Regions from separate parts of the Mus musculus genome. Here region 2 is linked to region 1. The links are chromatin loops, found by intact Hi-C in ENCODE. Cell type or tissue: gastrocnemius. All regions are shown on one strand. Region 1 overlaps Dock4 (dedicator of cytokinesis 4). Region 2 overlaps Dock4 (dedicator of cytokinesis 4).

Region 1 (5,000 bases):
CTTTTGTTTAATCTTTTAAGAAGAAAGCATTAGAAAACATTGTGTCACTGTAGTTGTTCTTATTGTCTTTTTTTTGAATTATGTTTACCTCTTAAATACTGTATCACACTATGTTTTATCTATCCCATTTCATGTAATAAAGATGTAAAATGTGCATGAAAACAGGAGTAAATGAAGTTATCCAGAAGATCTAGAATTCAGAGCTACCATGCATTAATGAGGTGACTCTTGACCACTGGTCATGAAGTACCATCAATTGAACTGTTGCTGGGAAATTCTGTATGCATTCCTACTGGAAATTCAGTTTTCAAGACTTTTAGGGAAAGAGGAAATGTTGGAAAGGGATTAAAGCTTCCAGCTATGGGAAAATTTTAGTTTTGTTTTGCCTTAAGAAGGCTGCTTAGCTTGCCAGGCATGGTGGTGGATGTTATTAATCCCAGCACCTGGGAGGCAGAGGCAGGCAGATATCTGTGAATTTGAGGCCAGCCTGATCTACAAAGCAAGTTTTAGAACAGCCAGGGCAGTTACACAGAGAAACCCTGTCGTGAAGAAACAACAGAAACCAAATAATCCAAGAGTTGTTTGGTCTAATCAAAGACTGCCACGTCATTCGTAGAAGCTGAAGATGTGCATGTTGCTAATTATAAACCTAGTTCTAGTTGCTCGTTGTTGTAATAAGTCAGACACACAACCTTTCTGAGGCAGAAAAGAATGGAAATTCCTTAACGAGGCATGCACATCCCTCAAAAAACACTTACGAGTTTATAAACTAGAATCTCTCACACATCCTAGAGAACTGCAGTAGAAGCTTGCCTGAGGCAGCATGGCAGAAATCCATTTGTGTGTGGCCAATAACCTTTATATGAGACTGTCTCGAGACTTACAGATATGCTAGAACGAACTGGCTTTGGCTTGTTTGGTTTCTATCCTGGCTCAGAAAACATATGTTATGATAATCTCTAAATGTGAGAATAGGGAATTATAGTTCAAAGACTCTGAATTGCATTACTGAAGGTAATTTTTTTCCTAAAACTATTTGTTGAGTAAGTAGTTGATGTATCACTAAAGCTGAAAGGAAACACATTTTGTAAAACAGCACCATGTCATAAATGAATAGACTGTCTTTTATTGGACATGGAGATTTTCTGTCTGGTTTTTAATAAATTGCAAATGACTTATTGCTTCATGGTATCCATTTTGAACCTATTTTTATCTTCCCTCTAAGGCATGCTTAAGCTGAAGGATATGTTGCTGGCTTAGTATGTATTGATGTTCTTTCTGGAACAGGATATGATATAGTATAATACTTGCATAATCAGGATTCTGTCTAGACCGGTGAAATTAAATAGTGACAGAGCAAAAAGCATCTCTTCCTGAAACAGAATTCTTTAGAAGATGGTTTTTATCCAAACACTGATGAAACTTACAGATAGTGAATGTTTTTCTTTAAATAACAGGATTAAAGTTGAGGTTTTAATATGTAAAAATGTCTGAATTTTTGTGTATTAGTTTTATTGATTTTTCAGCCGATAAGTCGTAAGGTAGTGTGAAAATAAAGAGGACCTTCACAGGGAAGGCTATTCACATTATGACATGAGACACTATTTGCAACAGAGACCGGGGAGGGCACTTGTCCCGCTTGTGTTGTGTGCTAAGGTATTATAATTAGTAACTGCACAGTAGTGATGTATCAGTGAGAAACTAAGTAACTTCATCATTTATACCCTAAGACTGCTTAAACTTTAGCAGTTTTGACTAAATAAAAATCACATATTTACATTTTTAGCAAGTTTTGTCTTTGTTTAATAGAATTTTCGTAGAATTCATGTCCCTACTCATATTTTCACTGTGAAAAACAAACTAACTTGTCAGGGAACAAATTTCAACTAAGAACTCCTTTGCAGCCTGCTTAACCAAGATTAGTGCTTTCTTTGTTCTTGGTGGCACATAGAAGGCATGGTAAAAGTTAGTTTGAAACCTCCGGGTCCTGTTTGACATTAGTGCCACGTGAATGTACCAAATACACAGATGTCTGTGCCTTTTTCTGTGTGGATTTTCAAGACAGGGCTTATTATGAAGGCCAAGCTGTCCTCCAACTCATGTCAATCCTCCGGCCTCAGCCTCACAAGTGCTCAACACCATACCTGTCCATTTCTCCTCATACTAAGGAACTCTTCACTCCATATCTGTGTAGAACAGAACAGTAATTTGACTTTAGTAGTCAAATAAGGAGTGAAGATTTTCAACAAACATACCAGATACAGTTCTTTTTCCTGAGGGCATGGTGAGTATCAAAGGAGTCAGGCCAAATGAAGAGCTTAGCAGAGTGCCTGTTAAAGGATGATTGTTCAAAGGGTCAACCAGTAGTGTGACTATTTGAGCTGGAATTCCCTTGTTCTGAGATAAATCTGCATGTACTTCCTTTGATCAGATCTTAAGTTTGAAATAAAAATGAATGTGCTTTTACCATGAAGAAAGTGTCTAGTCCTTTTGAAAGGAAAGTATCGTAGCTGAGCATTGGAGAAGACTGAGTTCACGTTGCATGCTTCATTGTGTTTGTTCTTCCCAACATGCATTTCAGACTCACTTGGAAATTGTGGTTTCAGTTGAAACCTTGCAGCAATTTCTCTGCTGTATCAGCCCCCTGCTCTGTGGAAGAAGCTGGGCTCAGAGGAATGGAAATGGCCCAGTAGAGTGATGTGTGTTGGTTGCCCTCTCATATGAGAGGTCATGAATAGCCATAGTATGAGAAAATGATGAGGTTAGCCAGGCAGCTGCATCTGTTAAATGCCTCCATCTAGATTTATATCACAAAAGGGAACAGAAGTGTGGTAAGGCCTTTATAATTTGAAACCCAAGGTTCTCATTCTCCTCCTGGTAGTATTTGAATATTAGAATCATTATTTAAGGCAAGGATATGGTGATGAATGTAATGTGATAGGTTCTGAACCTTATACTAATAATGCCAGATACCACATTTCCCTGCTTCTCTCCTAGGCTAACCCTGCAGTAGCCAAGACCACATATTATCATTTCACATTCAGTGGATATTGGCTTTGTGTTCTCTGCCTGGGGCAGCCACTTACTTGATTCTTCCACTAGAAATTGAAATTCAGTGGGGGATTTAAAGCTGGAGATAGTGAATGCCTTGATATTTCTTGGGTGGACAACCATTGTGATGTTTGAATGTCAGTAAGTGTTTCATAAATTACCTTGAATCTGGCAACATTTCTGGCCTTAAATTACTGGCTGGTTGACAGAGTGAGTAATTTGTGTTTGCTATAAACATGAGTGACACTGTATTATCAAATACAGGCTCAGTGAAGAGTTTGAGATCTTCTGTTTATCTGTAGACCCAAGTAAATTCAAGTCTTATCCCTTGACACTTTAGCTGTGTTTTGAAGCATAAACACAAAGACCAAGAACTATAAAGCCATTTTTATTGTTACATTAAGCAACATGACATGAATTATTAAAACATCTTAGATGTAAACATAGGGAGGATTGGGCTCTGCTACCTCAAATCATGTGTTGGTTTCTACTGTATGGAATAATAGCAGTGGTGCTACTGACAGGAAACCAGCCTATTGCTGGAAAGGTTGGTTTTTGGGGTTTTTTGCATATGCATTTATGCAGATACTGCTTTGCCAGTTCTATCAGAAATGAAGCCCATGCTTGTTGTATTCAGTGCTTTCCAATGCCAAGCTTTCAGATGCTGAACAATTAGTAAAGGCTAACTATGAAATAATATTCTAAGTGTCTGACTGTCTTTCTCTTATAGTGAGAGATTTTTCTTGAGACTGAATAGAAATGGGCTTCCCAAAGCCCCGGATAAGCCTGAAAGACACTGTTCTCTCTTTGTGGTAAGTGGGGTCCTGTGTTCCTTGCTTAGGAGAATTAGGTTATTGATAGAGAAACCCATGACTCTGCGTAAATGACTCAAATAACGCAGAGATTACTGTAGTGGTTAGAATTCTGATTAACAGCAATCACAGTTGCCTTGCTCCCTTCACTGAGATTTTTAGTCTGGTTAAGACACCTGTTAGAGTACCGGTGACCCTGGGTGACTGTTTCACAAGAACAGTGGTACCTGGGCCTAGCAAGGCATTGGCTATCTAACCCATGGTTCTTAAGTGTTTGAAAATGGGTGAGTAAGAGATTTGATCAACAATTAATTGTCTTTCTTCCTAAGCTTTTTTTTTTTTTTCATACCGACCAATCAGCAGCAGTGAGTTATTTAGACCTGGGTTTGAACACCGTCCTTCTGACCTTGTTCCATTGCTCTGTGTATCTTTGTCCTTGTTCATGGGAGAATGGAGAAGCGCTTGAGCTTTGCTGCACAGCATAGGAACTCTAAAATAACCAGGCTTTGTTTCTCGGTAGGACTTGGGTAGCAGTGAACTCAGGAAGGACATCTACATTACCGTGCACATTATCCGAATTGGTAAGTTGCAGACTTGTGACTCTTGGGAATGATACCCAAGGGGTTTCTGTATGGTTCAGTACTGTTTTCTGTCTGGAATTAAATTTGTATCCAAGAAGCTAAGGGGTTTAGAATTATTCTCCTGCCCCCTTGATCTCACCCTCAAATAGAATTTTATCTTTTCCAATATAAATTGTTAAATATTGCATTGTGCCTTATTGATTCAAGCATGTTATATTTTTCTTCAAATTTTACCCCAGAGAGCATTGTTTTGGAATATTGCATGAGGGAGGGGCTTTGAGACAGTAGATGCTGTATGTTTTTCAGTTTGTGTGCTATCATCACCTAATTCAAGGATCTAAGAAACTCTGTGGGGAAAAATGAATATGCTTCTTTAACTGTCAACGCCCGCTTACTCAGATTTGATCTGATCGTGAAGACATTTAGATAATGCAGCATGTATTCACATCGTGCACAGCATCATTGTGGTAGAGAAGGGATACTCTTCTTCATTTTCATACATGAAATTCTTTTAAAAGTGGGGCATTCTCCAGCACAGCAGCTCATGAAAGTGAGT
Region 2 (5,000 bases), 85 kb before region 1:
ACACCATGGCTTTGAAGTTCCAAGCCCATTGCTGAACAAATTCTTAATTTTTGAGCCAGTTCTGCCGTGGAATGCCTGTTTTGTTCTGCCCAACTCTTTCAAATAAACAAACAAATATGTGGTCCAGTCTCTGCTTTCCTCAGACAAGTGCCAGCTAGGTAGGACATGCTCTGAGCCACCACATAGGGGAGCCAGAGAAGCTGGGGTGTCCGTTTCTGAGTCCCTCTCTAGTAACTCAGTTTCCACGGAGGTGATTTTCCTCTGCCTCTGACATCTCTGACAGCCCATGCATCTCTGCTATTTCCTGTGGACTTGAGGTAGGCCTCAGCCCAACCGCTGGGCTCAGTGCCTGAGGCTATGGCACTGATGAAGACTCTTCTGCCGGAGCTAAAGTCGGGCAGGCCTTGGGATCCAGCATCCATTCCACTGAGAGGGAAATACAAGCACCTCTGCAAGTCACTTTCAGAAGAAAACCTCGAACATCGATAGATATTTGGAAAGAGCCCTTTGTTGTTTAATTAATTATGACATCACAGGACTTTGTGACTTTTTATAATTAAACTGGATGGTCCCTTCATTGGGCTGAGAAGGAGCAGAGCTATGTCTAATCCTCTGTAGAAACAAGGGGTGAGTGCCATGGCTTTTTAAAAATAAAGAAGCCTTGGTAAAGCTGTGCATACCCAGTGAAGCATGAAATGAGGTGGCCAAAGACATCCTTTGCTTGCCTGTGTCTTGGTGTGATGTGGTCTCCTGCACTGAAGGCTCTGGTACATTTCCTGTCCTCCTCTTGAACTTCAAACCTTTGAACCTGATCTGAAGAGTTGGATATAAACAGCACCCTGGGGTCTTACACGTGGCCAAATATTGTACTATAATTAGTAAGCTTTATGGCCTGCCATAACCTTTCCTGACTGATGCCTAGGCCGAAAGAGTCAGTGCTTTTATTAGCTCTAGGCTTTAAGAGAATTGAGCCACAGTATATTTGAGCACTTTAAAGTAATAATACTTAAAATGAATAAATACTGAGTAGAGTGAAGTACAGCATTTAACTGGCTTCTTCATTAAAAAAAATATTTTTGGATTTGATTAATTAGCAGCAAAACTAAAAATTGAAATCCTATGGGTATTCTGTCAGTTAATTTCAAAACAAATTAACTATATTTGATGTGAATCATACGAATTTTCTTGAGCCTCAGTTTGTAGAAGGACTATGAGGATGCTGTGAGGCAGAACTGAGAGTGTGACAGTTGTGTTAGGGAGGGATAGGGATAAATGCAGGGACACATCAAAGGAGGGTGGGGCAAGGGGTGGGCTGCACAAGTTCTTCTTCCTCTAGCTTTACTGTGGGTGAGGAGCAAGCACCAGAGGTCTGTATTATACTTCAGGGTTGTGTCTAAGACGTTACAAAAGAGTGTAGAGATCCAGGTGGCGGCAAATGGGTGTTCAGGAAGCAGTCTGACTCAGCAAAGGTCTCACCATTCCTTCCTGTGAGTTGCCATGAAACCCAGCACCAGACATCTGTACTGTATTATTTGTCCAAAAGAAGAGAAAATAGAAAGGAATGTTGAACGAAACCCTGCAATTTTACCAAATATAATGTTACTTGTATTTATATGGCTCTTGAAAAAAAGACATTTAGGATTTGAATAGGTAGCATATGTGTGCTTATGTGTGTATGTGTCTGTGTGCTGTGCTGTGTGTGTGAGTGTCTGTGTGTATGCATGTGTGTCTGTGTGGTTGTGTCTCTTGTGTGTGCATATGTCTGTATGTGTGCCTGTGTATGTAATATGTTTACATGTATACATGTGTACATCTAGCTATGTATATCTCAATACATAAATACCTAGAAACACAGATCTATAATAAAAGATACCTGTCAAGCTGTTTATTTCAAGGTTTTAATTAAATTAGGAAGTAAATTAGAATAGTGTTGGGAAGATCAAAAATTATTTTCTCTGGTGTTTTTAGAAAATGCTAGAATATTTTTCATAGTTATATAAAATCATCATGTATTATAGAATTGTTCCATATAGCTACAAAGATTCTTTTTCTCATGGTCCTGGGCTTTTATTGAAAAAAATATTTGCAGCCAAGAGCAAATGAAATTTTTTATTATTAGAAAATGTCATTCTTTTCTCTGGTCTCTCTTTGACCTATTAATGGCTTCTCTGAAATCACTGCAATCATTCTTAGAGATCTCATTGCAAAAATTAGCACTATAGGTGTCACCTAAATCTTTCAATCTGCCTTGCTTTTCTTCTTATCAATGAACGAAGTCACTTGAAAAGAATCTGTAATTTAGTGTCATTGGTCATTCTTTGTGTACAAAGAATGACTGATGTGTGTGTAGAACCGTGAAGGCCTTTCACACCATCTTGCCACTAGCCTACCTTCCACGGTTGTAGTAGATGCTGACCCTGGACTGTGCTTCTTCAGTGTCTCACCTACTCTGTGTGAGTAAATTCTGTGAATCCCTGTATTGCGCAACAGTAGGTTCTGGGCTCATGTGATAGTCAGGGGAGTCTTACCCAGGTGTTTTTTGTTTTTTGTTTTTTGGTTTTTTTTTTTTTATGGTTGCACTCACTTTTAGGACTGTGCGCCTGATAGGCTATATTGCCAGATCACACAATATTTTTATAATTCATCGATTTGTACATATAATGTGACAATTGTAAGAGTATCACTTTAAAAATATGTAAACGAGACAGTATATAGATGGGCGGTTTGGCAGCATTACCAGACATTTTCACAGTATAAAATATAACGTATACTTTTAAGTAAAACAACCAAACAAACAACAAAACCCAAATCACCAATTTTCTTTTCCTTTTTTTATTGGATATTTTATTTATTTATATTTGAAATGTTAACCTCTTTCCCCATGCTCCCCTGAGGAAACTCCCTATCCGCCCTCCCTCCTCCTATTTCTCTGAGGATGTGCCACCACCCACCCCCCTCACTCCCAACTCCCTAGTCTTGCATTCCCCTAAACTGGGGCATCTAGCCTCTTCTCCCATTGATGCCTGACAAGTCCATACTCTATCAGCAATTTTCTTAATGCTGAAGGGTGCGAGGATATTGTTCAGGAGCTAGAGTTCTTCCTTTCCACTGACTTGCCCATGAGATCTAACATATATGTGACTGGGGGACTAGGGATGTAACTCAGTGGTTAAGAGAATTGACTGCTCTTCCAGAGGACCCAGGTTCAATTCCCAGTACCCACATGGTTGCTCACAAACTCCTTTAACTCCCATTCCTGAGTAATCTCATGCACTTACCTGGCCTTCACAGGACCCATGCATGCACTTCTACACAGACATAAATGCAGGCAAACAACCTATACACATACATAGGAAAGATAAGTTATTAAGACTACAGTTGAGATTTGTATCAATGACTCCCTTTACTCTTTCTAATTGACTGACTATATGACACTACATAGAACTAACAGAAATCAAAGAACCAAAATACTTAGTGACTAGTATAATGTTCATTTCATGTAAGTGGGTTAGACAGGGTACTGCAAAGGTTGGTAAGTGAACAATTTCATACTTTGGATTGTTTAGGTTGTATACAGTCCATTTAAAATCGAGAGAGTGAATGCAATGACCTTAGATTGAATAACATTACAACTTTCACTACAACCTACTGGAAGAGACATGCCAAAATCCAAGGTAAACCAAGACAGGTCCAAAGGGAGCAGTGTTTTAAAGTCTTCTGGCAGGGCCATCTTTAAAGCCTGGGGGAAATGCTCCATGCTATTTGTGATGCTGAATTCCTTGTTTCAGAGTTGTCTGTCAACAGACATAGGCAAGAAGAGAGAAATGAGGGTTTTAGTGTCTGCTTTGTACCAATCAACGGGCTAGGTGTTGAGGTAGATAGATACTTTTCCATCCTTATACTTGGTACCTAGTTTACTTGTACCTAGCTATGGCCTGAGCTATAGAAATGAAGCCTTGGGGGATTTTGTCATGTAAAGTGGTTGTAAAATTAGTAATGAGCCAGTGATCATTTGAATGAAAAATATCATCTGTAGCCTCAGGCTTTGGAACACTTATTTCCCAGTTAGTGGTGCTGTTTGGGGAGTTCTGGGTGGTCCAGCCTTGATGGAGGAAGTAGTCTCAGAGAGCTGGCTTTCACAAGAAAAGCCTTCCACCTCTTCAACATAGCAGTCTCTTGCCTGTGCTTCTGTTTGAAATAGGAGCTCTCAACTTCCTGCTCTTGCCACCATGCCTGCCATTCTCTGCCATGCCTCTGTACCATGATTGACTGTTACTCCCTTGCTCATGTTGTTTTATCACAGCAAGAGAAGAGTAACTAAGACAGAGTCTTTTCCTACGGTGTGCATGCTAGGACTTGAATGTAGCCTTACTCCTGACTCTACCACTGATCTATACTCACGGCCCATTACACTTTATATTTAAGTCTCTGGACTTGTAGAATCACTCTTCAGCAGCACACAAATTCGATACAGATATAATTGGATATATTTTAGTGCTGTTATTTGATAAAAGAGATGCTTAAGATGGTTAGGTCTTCTTGATTAATTGACTGTTTATCACTGGGTAATGATCTTTGCCTATATTGATGGTTAGTTGTCTAAAAATTAATAAAGCAATTACAGCTTTCTTGTGGTTGATGTTACCATGTTAAATTCAATTTTTAAAATATGTGATATGCATTTCTTCATATTAAGCTCTTCATTTTTTTAACAGTGTGCTAATTCCTAGCTTTCAATTGTGGTGTATAGTCTCATCACGTATAAAGTGTTCATCAATATGGTCATATTTAATTTTTTAAACATTTATTTGTGTGTGTGTTCAGATGTGTGGATGTGTGTTAGGATGATGTACCCAACCCATGTGTGCAGAAGTCTATGCATATGTGCGTGTACAAGCTAGAGAAGACCTTCAACTGTTGGTTCCTGGCCAAGTTTCCCTGTGAATCAGCATGTCTGTCAGGTTCCCAGGGGCTACCGTTGTGTTGTTCTGGATTAATTC

What was found. Hi-C counts contacts between places; a loop is a spot of excess contacts. Peaks named below come from ENCODE experiments on the same cell type or tissue, not always from the same donor. Only the 100,000 strongest peaks of a DNase experiment are listed, where the experiment ranks them.
Region 2: a loop joins it to region 1, with 2.3 times the contacts of the local background. A loop is called at or near these places in 3 of 42 quality-filtered maps.

Annotation. Positions count from the first base shown.
Region 1 is chr12:40,664,625-40,669,624 of GRCm38, forward strand. Dock4 (dedicator of cytokinesis 4) reads left to right here. Exons shown (of 53, transcript NM_172803.2): 9 at 3,782-3,863; 10 at 4,384-4,444. Among named protein-coding and RNA genes, the nearest start is that of Dock4, 220 kb to the left of the region's middle. In gastrocnemius, no CTCF peak of the experiment used is centred here; no DNase peak of the experiment used is centred here; H3K27ac peaks cover 1,252 bases.
Region 2 is chr12:40,579,766-40,584,765 of GRCm38, forward strand. All of the region lies in intron 1 of Dock4 (dedicator of cytokinesis 4), which reads left to right. Among named protein-coding and RNA genes, the nearest start is that of Dock4, 140 kb to the left of the region's middle. In gastrocnemius, no CTCF peak of the experiment used is centred here; no DNase peak of the experiment used is centred here; H3K4me3 peaks cover 359 bases; H3K27ac peaks cover 3,032 bases.